Linked DNA regions of Homo sapiens: regions 1, 3 and 4 are each linked to region 2. Evidence: chromatin contacts called from ENCODE Hi-C or POLR2A ChIA-PET data. All regions are on one chromosome and are shown on one strand. The core of a region is the stretch at or near the end of the contact, and the rest is flanking DNA. Distances in the headings are between cores, read along the strand shown. Region 1 has its middle 34 kb from the start of C10orf55. Region 2 overlaps ADK (adenosine kinase). Region 3 has its middle 17 kb from the start of PLAU. Region 4 overlaps CAMK2G (calcium/calmodulin dependent protein kinase II gamma).

Region 1 (3,166 bases), core at 204-2,703, 280 kb after region 2:
CAGCCAGTGTGTGTGTGTGCCTGTAGTCCCAGCTACTTGGGAGGCTGAGGCAGGAGGATCACCTGAGCCCTAGAGGTTGAGGCTGCAGTGAGCCGTGATGGTGCTACTGCACTCGAGCCTGGCCAATAGAGTAAGAGTGAGATCTTGTCTCAAAAAAACAAAAAGGAAATTAAAAAAAAAAAACTCTAGCCAGCCATGGTGGCTCATGCCTGTAATCCCAGCACTTTGGGAGGCCGAGGTGAGCAGATCACGAGGTCAGGAGTTCGAGACCAGCCTGGCCAACATGGAGAAACCTCGTCTCTACTAAAAATACAAAAATCAGCCAGGCATGGTGGTGTACCTGTAGTCCCAGCTACTGGGGAGGCTGAGGCGGGAGAATCACTTGAACCCGGTAGGTGGAGGTTGCAGTGAGCCAAGATCACACCACTGTACTCCAGCCTGGGCAACAGAGCGAGACTCCGTCTCAGAAAAAAAAAAAAAAAAGAAAAATATATATATATATTTTAAAAGTCATGCCATGTCATCCGCATATCTCCATCTGGAGCACTAACAGAGAAGTGGTGGCCACCAGGGGGCCAGAGAGAGCCCAAAGCCCTCCCCTCCCTACCAAACACAGGTGTCAGAGACATGGTCCTCTAAGTAAGCATTACTATCTCAAGGTTTCTCTTAACATATAAGTACTCCTGAGAGGGGGAACACAAGAAATCCTGAATTCTTCAGAATGAATAATTCAGAAGATGTAGTGATAAGTGATACGGTGTCATCAAAGCTTTGGTAGACAACAGTGAGCAGGGCTTGGCTGGGGAAGAGAAGGCAAAAACAAACTTTGCCTACTTTGCCTATTGTCTGGGAGCCTCTTGGACTCTGGGTTTTACAATAACAAGAGGTAACGGCTTTTCTGCCAAACCTGTGTCCTGGGCCTGGGCTCAGCTCCTCATTTGGAGGTGGAGGAACTAGGAGGGCAGATTTGCTTTCCTGAGAACAGAACCAGAGAGAAGCAATTGGGAATGGAGCGTAATTTAGAAACCAGTGATGGTGAGAAGCAGCTGGTGGCTCACTCCCGGCATGTCAGTCCTGCCTGGCTGGTTTCTTGAAGAGGAACAAGAATGCTGTATTTAAGGTTTCTTGCTTTTCCCCCCCACTTCCAATGGCTGCAGATACTGGCGGCCTCTTTCCTGGTCTGCTCCTGTCACTGCCCTCTGAGTGGAAGGGACGGTTGCCCCACAGATTGGCTGAAGAGCTGGAGCCTCAGGCTGGCAGGGAGGCCACAGCCCAAAGCACAGGGGCACCCAGGGGTAACATTATCCTGCCAAAGCCAAACAAGGAACTGAGTGTTTAGAATAACTTTAAGAAAGTTGTGGGCGTTTTCTCTGTCAGGGAAACCAGAAACCACAGTGAGATAATGGATAGCTATATTCAGGTCACAGATTATCAGCTGCCACTGCTGCTTCCTGTTCAAATTTGATGAAACTTCTTTCTAGTCACTGGAGCCTCCTGGATTCTGCGGGCATGTCAGCATTTAGTGATGTGGGACTCAGAGTTCCACCTAAGGACCTGACATAACCCGGGGGCAGAAACCGTTCTTTTGGGGTGAGGCTTCAGGGGCCAGCTCCTGGTGGAGGAGATGGTAGGTAAGGGGCCAACAGTAAGAATACAGTTTCCCGAACTTTTAGGGTGCTTCAGGCTCTTGGGCTAGGAGATTTTTGTGCATTATCTCATTTGACTCTCAAACCACCCTATGAGAGAGGTACTATTAGGATCCCTTATTTATTTATTTTATTTTATTTTAGAGACAGGGACTTGCTCTGTTGCCCAGACTGGGGTCCAACGAGGCAATCAGGGCTCACTGCAGCCTCCACCTCCTGGGCTTAAGGGATCCTCCCACCCCAGCCTCCTGAGTAGCTAGGACTATAGGCTCATGCCACCACACCTGGCTAATTTAAAAATTTTTTTATTTTGTTGAGACAGGCCTCACTTTGTTGCCCAGGCTGGTCTCAAACTCCTGGCTTTGAGCAATCCTCCCGCCTTGGCCTCCCAAATTGCTGAGATTATAGGTGTGAGCCACCTAGCCTGGCCTGTGATCCTCATTTTATGGGTGAGGAAAGGGGCTCAGAAATGTTGTCAATTGTCCAAGGGTCACAGGGGCAGAACTGGAAACCAAAATCAAAATCAGGATTTTTTTTTTACTTTCTTTCTTTCCCTCTCTTTCTTTCTTCCTTTCTTTCTTTTCTTTCTTTCTCCTCTTCCTCCTCCTCCTTTCTCTCTCACATAGTACTTTATTGAACTATAACTTACATATACCTACTATGTAATATATTAGGCCATGTCCACATAATTGTCCACATAATATGTGGTATACACTTATACCATTATGTCCATGTAGCCACCACCCGGATCAAAATGAGACTATTTCTATCACACTCCAGAGTTCCTTCATGCCCCTTTCCAGCAAATACTCACTCCCCCTAGCCTCCAATGTAACCAATATTCTGACCTCTATTCTCATAGATTAATTTTACCTATTCTCGAACTTCGTGTAAATAGAATCATATTCTTGTCCAGGAGTGATGGCTCACACCTGTAATCCTAACACTTTGGGAAGCCGAGGCAGGCAGATTGCCTGAGGTCAGGAGTTCGAGACCAGCCTGGCCAACATGGTGAAACCCCATCTCTACCAAAAATACAAAAAGTTAGCTGGGCATGGTGGCACACACCTGTAGTGCCAGCTACTCAGGAGGCTAAGGCATGAGAATCACTTGAACCCAGGAGACAGAGGTTGCAGTGAGCTGAGATTGCACCACTGCACTCCAGCCTGGGCAACAGAGCTAGACTCTGTCTCCCAAAAAAAAGAAAAAGAAAAAATAGAATCATATTCTTGTATGTGGTTTCTTCTGTTCCATATAGTATGTCTGTGGATTTTCCCACATTGCTGTACCAGCAGTATGTTCCTTTTTTATGCTGAATTGTATTCCGTTTTATGAATCTACCACCCAATTTATTTATCCATCCTCCTGTTGAATACTTAGATTTTTCTTTCCAGTTTCAGGCTATTTTGAATAACACTGCCATGAACATTCTTATTAGGGGGAAATATGTTTAACTTTATTAAGTACACCAAACAATTTTCCAAAGAGATTGGGCCATTTTATATTCCCAACAGCCCTGT
Region 2 (3,212 bases), core at 665-3,164:
TATTACAAGTCTCACACATCAACAACAAAATGCTGTGCACCAGCCTGGACAACATGGCGAAACCCTGTCTCTGCTAAAAATACAAAAATTAACCAGGTATGGTGTTGCACACCTGTAATCCCAGCTACTTGGGAGGCTGATGGACAAGAATCACTTGAACCTGGGAGGTAGAGGTTGCAGTGAGCTCAGATCGTGCCACTATACTCCAGCCTGAGTGACAGAGTGAGACTCTGTCTTAGAGGAAAAAAAAAAAAAGCTGTGCAAAGAAATGAAAAGCATAAATATATGCTCACATTCAGATTTATGAAAGTTAAGGCAGGACTTTCTATTTTAAAAGATTTTTACATACAAAGCAAATTGAATTTTTGTGGTTTGGTTATTACAAACTGGTTCAAAGATAACTAAATAGAATATTTTATTAATAATTATACCCACTAATATACTAAACATCCTTACATATTGAGTATTAGAACATGACAGCCTATTTTGTTTTTTCCAGAGATTATACAATTTTACTTTTATTGTGTCTTTTTTTTTTTTTTTTTTTTTTTTTTGAGACAAGGTCTCACTTTCTCACCCAGGCTGGAGTCCAGTGGCGCAATCATGGCTCACTGCATGCAGACTCAACCTCCCCAGGTCAAGAGATCCTCCCACCTCAGCCTCCTGATAGCTAGTACCAGAGGTACACACCACCATGCCCTGGCTAATTTTCAAATTTTTTGTAGAGAGGGGGCTCTCACTATGTTGCCGAGTTTGGTCTCGAACTGCTGGGCTCAAGTGATCCACTGGCTTCGACCACCCCAAAGTGGTGGGATTACAGGCATGAGCCACTGTGCCTAGCCTATTCTTTCTACAAGGTTGACTGACCCCATAGCCATTGTCTTCATCCAGAGCTAACCAATGTCTCTTTGCATAAGAGATAATACTTTTCATCTAACGGAGATCTAATCTTACCTTTGCTGAGTGACTGAGTAAAACAACTCCAAACATCAAGTAACAATTTATACTACTCCATAACATGTGTTGATAGTTACATTCGATTATAACTGAATCTAAAATTCTCAGAACTACCAAGCCTTAAAGCAAAAAGAAAAAAAAAATAAGTAACTGCAGGAGAAAAAAGAAACAATATTATATTCAGAAGAAAGTAGAAGTATGACTACTGTCCCCACTGTGATTTCCTAAAACTTTACAGCATCTCTTCTCAGTTAAAAAGTACTCTCTACTAAAAATATGAAAAAATTAGCTGGGCATGGTGGCTGGCCCCTGTAATCCCAGCTACTCAGGAGGCTGAGGCATAAGTATCATTTGAAACTGGAAGGTGGAGGTTGCAGTGAGCTGAGATCGCACCACTACACTCCAGCCTGGAACAGAGCGAGACTCCGTCTTAAAAAAAAAAAAAAAAAAAAAAAAGCACTAGCTAAAGTGGCAGTTTTCAATGTATACTATTCTCCTGAATGTATTTTTCTATCTTCTTTGGTTTAGAGACAGTAATTTTGTTTGTTTCTTTTTAAAGGTGCCCTGCTGGGTTGCTTAGAATAAAACCAAAGAGCCTGAAAATTATGTCAAGGCAAAAAGAAACAATATTTCCCATGAGACCATAACTTTGCAGGTTCCCTTTCAAGTCTGAGGGTAACACAAATCTTCCATGCTTTAAAATATATTCACTCAATTTTACACATTTTTATATCTTGGTTACTGTCAGGAAATGTGTTTAAAATTCTAAATTTAAAATTTTTAAATTTTTTTAGTGCACAAGGTAATTAGGAATAATTACGATACCAGAAAATAGTTTTAGAAAACCTCTTACTGAGGCCGTTTCTAAGTCTGGCCCTGGTTCCTGTGTTCCCAGGAAATCTGACAGGCCATTTCACTTAAACATTGTGAGCAATTCACTATTAGTTGCCAAGTCAACAGCCATTTCCGCGTTGCCAGTGGAGCTCTAATTTTTGTTCAGTTATAAGGAAGCATGTACTTCAGAATATGCTAATTAATCATGATAATTCTATTTTCTTTGCCAGTAACTGGTTTAGGAATGTGTGTGTGATAAGAATCTACCAGAGTACTTCTGGGAAACCTTTTCTTGCTCTTAAAAAAGAAGACGGGCGGACAGACAGGCGCGGTGGCTCATGCCTGTAATCCTGGCACTTTGGGAGGCTAGGCTTTTATTTTTTTGAGATGGAGTTTCACTCTTGTTGCCCAGGCTGGAGTGCAATGGTGCAATCTTGGCTCACCATGACCTCCGCCTCCTGGGTTCAAGCGATTCTCCTACCTCAGCCTCCCGAGTAGCTGGGATTACAGGCATGCACTGCCACACCTAATTTTCTATTCTTAGTAGAGACGGGGTTTCTCCCTGTTGGTCAGGCTGGTCTCGAACTCCCGACCTCAGGTGATCTGCCTGCCTCAGTCTCCCAAAGTCCTGGAATTACAGACATGAGCCACCATGCCTGGCCCCTTTTAAAATATTTCTGCTCATTGATGATGCACCCAGTCACCCAAGTGCTCTGATGGAGATGTATAAGGAGATGAATGCTGTTTTCATGGCTGCTAATACAACATTCATTCTGCAACCCCCAAATCAAGAAGTAATTTTGACTTTCAAGTCTTATTATTTAAGAAATATATTTTGCAAGACTATAGCTGCCATAGACCGTGATTCCTCTGATGGATCAGACAAACTAAAATGAAAACCTCCTGCAACGTATTCATCATTCTAGATGCCATTAAGAACATTCGTGATTCATGGGAGGAGGTCAAAACATCAACATTAACAGGAGTTTGGAAGAAGTGAATTCCAGCCCTTGTGGATGACTTTGAGCGCTTCAAGACTTCAGGGAAGAAGTCACTGCAGATGTGGTAGAAATAGCAAGAGAACTAGAATTGGAAGTGGAGCCTGAAGATGGATACTGAAATGTTGCAATCTCATGATAAAACTTGAATGGACAGGGAGTTGCTTCTTATAGATGAGCAAAAAAAGTGGTTTCCTAAGATGGAATGTACTCCTGGTGAAGATGCTGTGAACACTGCTGAAATGACAACAAAGAATTTTGAATATTCCATAAACTTAAGTTGATAAAGTAACAGCATGGTTTGAGAGGACTGACTCCAATTTTCCAAATTCTACTGTGGGTAACATGCTATCAGACAGCATTGCATATTACAGAGAAATTTTTCATGAAAGGAAGGCTCTGACACAGCAAACTTCATTATTG
Region 3 (3,131 bases), core at 201-2,700, 340 kb after region 2:
TGTTATGTATAATTTACCACAATAAAATAAATAATAATTTTTAAAATGGTAAATTTTGGCTGGGTACAGTGGCTCATGCCTGTAATCCCAGCACTTTGGGAGGCCGAGGTGGGTGGATCACCTAAGGTCAGGAGTTCAAGACTAGCCTGGCCAACATGGTGAAAACCCTGTATCTACTAAAAATACAAAAATTAGCCAAGCATGGTGGTGGATGCCTGTAATTCCAGCTACTTGGGAGGCTGAGGCAGGAGAATCTCTTGAACCTGGGAGGCAGACGTTGCAGTGAGTCAAGATGGTGCCACTATGCTCCAGCCTGGGCAACAGTGCCTGAGACTTCATCTCAAAAAATAAAAATAAAATAAAATAAAATAAAATGGTAAATTTTATGTTGATATATTTTGCTACAAAAAAAGTTACCCAAAACAAAAGGATCCCACAACAGAAGGATCTAGCAGACTCTGAGACTGAGACTCAGAGACGTGAGAAGACAGCAGCAACGACATTCAGTGATGTGAACTGAGATGGGGGTGGGGACTGGGATGGAGATAAAGAACCTGCTGGCAAGGGACAAGGATCAAGTGTGAGTGTTAGAGATGAAAGAGAAGTTGACCCAGCTGGGCACTATGGCTCACACCTGTAATCCTAGCACTTTGGGAGGCCAAGGCGGGTGGATCACGAGGTCAGGAGATCGAGACTATCCTGGCTAACACGGTGAAACCCTGTCTCTACTAAAAATGCAAAATATTAGCCGGGCGTGGTGGCGGGCGCCTGTAGTCCCAGCTACTTGGGAGGCTGAGCCAGGAGAATGGCGTGAACCCGGGAGGTGGAGCTTGCAGTGAGCCGAGATTGCACCACTGCATTCCAGTCTGGGGGACAGAGTGAGACTCCGTCTCAAAAAAAAAAAAAAAGAAAGAAAGAGAAGTTGACTCAAATGGAGTTCTGCTACGGATAGGGCTGACAATTTTCACCTTTCTTCATAATTGCCTTCTCTGTCTCCTGCCCCCTCCACACGGGGTGGCCATGTGTATGCACCTCATTTTAATTATTTTTTCTTTAGCAATTTGAAAGCAAGACATTGAGACACTTCACCCCAAACACTTCAGTTTATATCTGTTAAGAACAAAAATTTTCTCATAAATAACCACAATAATATCACATCTAATACAATTTAACATTGAGTATGGAGAAAGAAATGGGGACTGGCAGGTCTAATTTTAAAAATGAACTTTGAGTCTGAGTCTTTTTTTCTTTGGCAGGCACATGGATTTCTGTGTTTATCACCCACAGGGTTTGCGGTAGGATGCTTCTGAGACCTTCTTCCACTGGCCACTGGTCAGTCCGCAGTTGCCCTCTGAGGCTTCCTGTCTCCTTTTAGAGCTGACAGACACCACAGTGAGTCAGTTCTGCCAAGGCTTGACTCATTTTTAACCCAGTTTTGGTGATCAAACACAATACCCTGGAATTTGGCACTACAGCTCAAAAGGTATGGCGGGCCCATGGTTAGAAGACTGGGCTCCAGCTGCTTCCTGTTGCCCCATCTCATTTCTTTATAAAGATTGGAGTGAACTGCAATTAAAGTCAGAGAGACTTGGGTTGAAACTCTGGCTCAAACTCTTGTTAGCTGTGCTACCTTAAACACATAAGCCGTTAACCTCCATAAGCCATGGTTTCCTCTGTGAGATGGGGCTATCAAGCTCCATAGCATTGCTGTGGGGATAAGATAGCTGGTGCATGAAGAGCTTCTTGGCACTCTGCTTGTCATGAGGGAATTCCCCAGTAAGCTAAGGTTATTGTTATCACCACTACTATTAGAACCCCGAGATCCTTTGTTTTGCTCACTCTGTTACCCATGCTGGTTTTGAACTCATGGCTTCACAAGGGCAACGGAGACCTATATGGGGAGCTTCAGCCACCCAGGCTCCTGTAGTGCTGGATTTAAAGCTGGAAGACCTGAATCTGATCTAGTTTCCCCCATTTACTAGCTGTGTGGCCTTAGGCATTTTTCACAAGTCTCAGTTTTCTCGTGTGTAAGATAGGATGATTATGTAAAGTTGTAAATGTCAAATGAAATAATGTGTGCAAAAGCTTTATAAATAGCCAAAACTAATAATAAAAAAAGGCATAGATGCACAGATGTACAAGGTACTCAGGATCAGAAGCAAAGACATACCTGGGCCAAGGTTAGGGTCAAGATGGGAATCAAAGCCAGGCATGGTGGCACATCTGTAGTCCCAGCTACTCAGGAGGTTGAGGCAGGAGGATCACTTGAGGACAGGAGTTTGAAACTGGCCTGGGCAACATAGCAAGATCCAGTCTCCAAACATTTTTTTAAAATATGTATATATGGGAATCAAGGTTGGGATTGCTGGGATCGGCACCAGGGCTGTAAAAGCAATTGTGATCAAGATCAGGGTTGGCACTGGGGTCAAACAAAGCTTTGGGCGAGGACAGGGAAAGTATAAGGAGCAAGGTCACAGCAGGGAGTTGGGTGGGGTTTTTGGGTCAGGATAGGAATCCAAACTGGGAGGTGCCCACTGTCTGAGCCCCGAGGGGGTACAGTAGGACTGTGTAGTGACTCAGCGGCGGCTACACTGCCTTGGTTAAGGCTCTAATCCGATGATCTTAGTTTGGGGGAAAGTAGAGCGTGGGATTTAAAAAATCCTTGGAGATCTGCAAAAGTACAGGCCTTTGGCAAGTCCGTTCCATTGGAGTAGTGCAACCATCTCATTTCCTTCATCCTTCTTCCCCACCCCCAGTAGTTAAGTCGGATCAAGTATTAGCCTATCTCCAGGGACATCCTGCACTGTGCTGGTCCTCATGGCTCTGACCATCCCTCTTCCATCCATCATCCATTATCCGTCATCCACCTAGCATCATTTATCCATCAACCCAAGATGTACTGAGTACTTACTATGTGTCCAGCACTGTGCTAGACTCTGGGGATCCAGCAATGATAAAGGCAAGCCCATAACCTGTCCTCGTGGAGCTTCAATTCAGAGGGGAGCCAGATAATACAATGGATTTCCACCTTCTGCATTTATGGGAATAGTGGCAGATTCTAAAATCAGTCTGGGACATAAAGATAGCCAACTTATTCCTGCAAATCCCTTACATTACCAGGACCTAGGCAT
Region 4 (2,931 bases), core at 366-2,865, 390 kb after region 2:
TTTCTGTGGCCCACTCTTGGGCTGTGTCCTATGGGGAGGCCCGAGTTTCAGCCCCCAGGGACCCAGTACGACCCCTTGGTTCTTGTGGCATCCCCAGCATCAGATTTTAGGAATAGTAAGTCCAGGCCACCCAGCCCCATACACTGGGATGCTCTGCAGATGTGCTTAATATACCAGATAGTGCCTGATGACGGGGGTCTATATTCTAGGCCAAGTTCCTCAGCCTTGGTGCTACTAACGTTTTAGGCCAGGTACTTCCTTGTTGTGAGGCCTCTCCTGTGCATTGTGGCAGACATTTAGAAGCATCCTTGGCCTCTGCCCACCAAATGCTGGGAGCACCCCTCCTCCAGTTGTGACAACCAGAAATTTCTCTAGGCATTGCCAAATGTCCCCTGCGGTGGGGGGGGGCGGGCGGCAAATTCATTCCCAGTTGAAAACCACTGCTCTAGACTGCCCCCGCTCCCTGTCAGGAGTTTGATGACAGGGATGGCAGGATGGTTTGCTATGTGGACAGTCTGATTTACGTGTGTGACTGTGGCTGGGCGCAGTGGCTCACGCCTGTAATCCCAACACTGAGAGGCCAAGGTGGGTGGATCACTTGAGCTCAGGAGTTCAAGACCAGCCTGGGCAACATGGTGAGACCTTGTCTCCACAAAAAAATACAAAAATTAGCTGGGCACGGTGGCTCATGCTTGTGGTCCCAGCTACTGGGGAGGCTGAAGTGGGAGGATTGCTTGAGCCCAGGAGGTCAAGGCTGCGGTGAGCTGTGTTCACGACATTGCACTCTAACCCAGGCAACAGAGTGAGACCCTGTCTCAAAAATAAAATAATAAAATAACTTTGGGTTTTTTTCTCTACGCAAAATCATCAGAAGTGCTCCTTAAATGCCCTGTTTGGAAGCTCTTAAGTACATTGTTTCTTAAAGGTATCTTTGTACTTGTTTTAGCTGCCTTACTGGATGCCAGACCTCAGGGCAGCTATTGGGTCTTGTCCATCTTCATTATCCTAGGCACTCAATAAACATTTAGGGAAATGAATGAGTGCACCCACCGCCAAAGTAGCTTAGGTTGTTTAGTTGGACTCTCCTTCCTAAGTTGCCAGCACAAGCTTCTTCTCCAAGAACAAAGTTACTGTATGGAGAAAGAGAAAGAAGGAAGGGATTGGATGCTCTCTTCTTCCTCAGGATTCTGGGCTGTCTCCTGATCTCTTGGAAATGAGTTGGTTGTGTTAGACCTTTCCAGTCAAAAGGGGGTGAGAGGAACCCGTTCTAGCGGTGATCCTAGAAAAACCATTGCATCTGCCTGGGCCTCGGTTTCCTCTTTCTTTAAATAGGTTGAACAAGATGATGTGCAGAGTCTAAGGTTCCAGTGGCCGTTAAGTGATTCTCTGTGAATCCGTGGCCCCTTGTCACATGCCTTAGTCTGCAGCATGTGGTTGTGGATGTGGATGAGGTGGTTTAACCCTGCGCTAACATTTCTTTTCCTTCTGCTTTTTTAGCCACTGTATACATCAGATTCTGGAGAGTGTTAACCACATCCACCAGCATGACATCGTCCACAGGGACCTGAAGGTACTACCCAGGCTCCCCTCCGTGCCTCTGCTCATGAAGTGTTGGCGCCACCTGGTGCCAGATAGTGGTACTGCGTAGGCCCAAACTAGGCTTCCTCTGGGCTGCAGGGTGGGTGCTCACAAGGTTCTCTGTGTTTCTTCTGCAGCCTGAGAACCTGCTGCTGGCGAGTAAATGCAAGGGTGCCGCCGTCAAGCTGGCTGATTTTGGCCTAGCCATCGAAGTACAGGGAGAGCAGCAGGCTTGGTTTGGTAAGGGTGATCCTGTCTTCCCGGAATGCAGCCCCCGCCCTTCCTCCTCTTCCTGATCTGCCTTCCTCTATTAGAACTAGAAGCCAGACCCTTAATGGTCCTGGCCTCCGAGATCTCTCTTGGCCGTACGCGACTCAGTACAGTAAGTCTAGCTGTTGTCAGCACTGCTTTCTTGCTGCCTGTGGGAAGGAGCTGGAGTTCCTGGTAGGCATACGGCTTTGCCGTCTGGTTCAGATTCCAGGCGCTACAAGAAGCCCAGCCTGTCAGCTCTTGCTGCCCATGTGCTGAGAGTTTATGTAGCAAAAGCAGCAGGAATAAGATGGGACTTGGGGGAAATGGCTGGTGTGGATTTAACGAGAGAGAAAGTGGGTTCAGTATGCCTCTGCCCTCTCTTTTGCTACAGGTTTTGCTGGCACCCCAGGTTACTTGTCCCCTGAGGTCTTGAGGAAAGATCCCTATGGAAAACCTGTGGATATCTGGGCCTGCGGTAAGCCCATTCCACGCTCTCAGCTTTTCGCTGTTAAGGGCCCTCAACTTCCGATGATGGCAAGAAAGAGGCATCGCTATTCCTTGCAGGTCACACACGTGCCTGGTGTATGTGAAATTATGGTGTTTGCCCCTGGGATGGCTGTTCCCATCACACCCTCCTCCCTGCGTACTTCTGGGATGACATTGTATCCTTCTTGGAGAGGGATTTGCCCACGCCTTAGAGGATGGGTTGTGCCTAAAGAAATCCCTGGTGTGACTTGGTGACGTGAAGTGTGAGGCATAGCAGGAGGGGCTGGTAGCATAGCATTATCGGCTGGCATCCACTTCTGACTCTGGTATGGCCCCTGCCTTTCTAGGTGGCTCTGAGCCCTGCATGGTTTTTCTTGGTTCCTCAGGGAAGTAGGCGACTGACCCCCATGACCTGTGTGTTCTGTCTCGTAGGGGTCATCCTGTATATCCTCCTGGTGGGCTATCCTCCCTTCTGGGATGAGGATCAGCACAAGCTGTATCAGCAGATCAAGGCTGGAGCCTATGATGTAAGGACCAGAGAGCCGGGCAGCCAGGCCAGGAAGGGCAGATGTCCTTGCTCCTCGGGCTCTGTCCAAGGGAGCAGGCTTGTTTAGT

Evidence for each region. A loop is a pair of places that touch in the nucleus more often than their neighbours do. ChIA-PET counts read pairs that join two places held with the same protein, here RNA polymerase II (POLR2A). Pooled maps may share reads with other maps.
Region 1: a pooled map shows a loop between it and region 2 (2.4-fold over the local background). The contact joins two enhancer-like sites. A Hi-C loop is called at or near these places in 10 of 50 pooled maps. POLR2A ChIA-PET finds 5 or more read pairs at or near these places in 2 of 52 experiments (H1 and PC-9).
Region 3: a map with no recorded cell type shows a loop between it and region 2 (4-fold over the local background). The contact joins two enhancer-like sites. A Hi-C loop is called at or near these places in 37 of 168 maps with a recorded cell type or tissue (A673, B cell, CD4-positive, alpha-beta T cell and 24 more), 32 of 37 single-sample maps with no recorded cell type and 41 of 50 pooled maps. POLR2A ChIA-PET finds 5 or more read pairs at or near these places in 4 of 52 experiments (B cell, GM12878, RWPE1 and 1 more).
Region 4: a loop to region 2 is called in a pooled map of heart right ventricle, with 2.6 times the contacts of the local background. The contact joins two enhancer-like sites. A Hi-C loop is called at or near these places in 1 of 168 maps with a recorded cell type or tissue (PC-3) and 11 of 50 pooled maps. POLR2A ChIA-PET finds 5 or more read pairs at or near these places in 1 of 52 experiments (AG04450).

Annotation. Positions count from the first base shown.
Region 1 is chr10:73,954,963-73,958,128 of GRCh38, reverse strand. No RefSeq gene overlaps it. Among named protein-coding and RNA genes, the nearest start is that of C10orf55, 34 kb to the right of the region's middle. RefSeq lists enhancers at 714-1,221, 1,409-1,508. Within about 2 kb of position 1,453, at least 22 of the 41 ENCODE cell types and tissues checked have a DNase peak (open chromatin) inside an H3K27ac peak, as active enhancers do.
Region 2 is chr10:74,237,058-74,240,269 of GRCh38, reverse strand. The region is part of intron 3 of ADK (adenosine kinase); the gene reads right to left. It overlaps LOC124902456 (a long non-coding RNA gene), which reads right to left. Exons shown (of 2, transcript XR_007062198.1): 1 at 1-3,212. Among named protein-coding and RNA genes, the nearest start is that of ADK, 87 kb to the right of the region's middle. Within about 2 kb of position 1,914, at least 6 of the 41 ENCODE cell types and tissues checked have a DNase peak (open chromatin) inside an H3K27ac peak, as active enhancers do; they include endothelial cell of umbilical vein, where a contact is called at or near this core.
Region 3 is chr10:73,893,015-73,896,145 of GRCh38, reverse strand. No RefSeq gene overlaps it. Among named protein-coding and RNA genes, the nearest start is that of PLAU, 17 kb to the left of the region's middle. Within about 2 kb of position 1,450, at least 4 of the 41 ENCODE cell types and tissues checked have a DNase peak (open chromatin) inside an H3K27ac peak, as active enhancers do; they include endothelial cell of umbilical vein, where a contact is called at or near this core.
Region 4 is chr10:73,847,900-73,850,830 of GRCh38, reverse strand. CAMK2G (calcium/calmodulin dependent protein kinase II gamma) reads left to right here. Exons shown (of 23, transcript NM_001367534.1): 6 at 1,498-1,570; 7 at 1,716-1,818; 8 at 2,222-2,305; 9 at 2,749-2,843. Among named protein-coding and RNA genes, the nearest start is that of CAMK2G, 25 kb to the left of the region's middle. Within about 2 kb of position 1,615, at least 16 of the 41 ENCODE cell types and tissues checked have a DNase peak (open chromatin) inside an H3K27ac peak, as active enhancers do.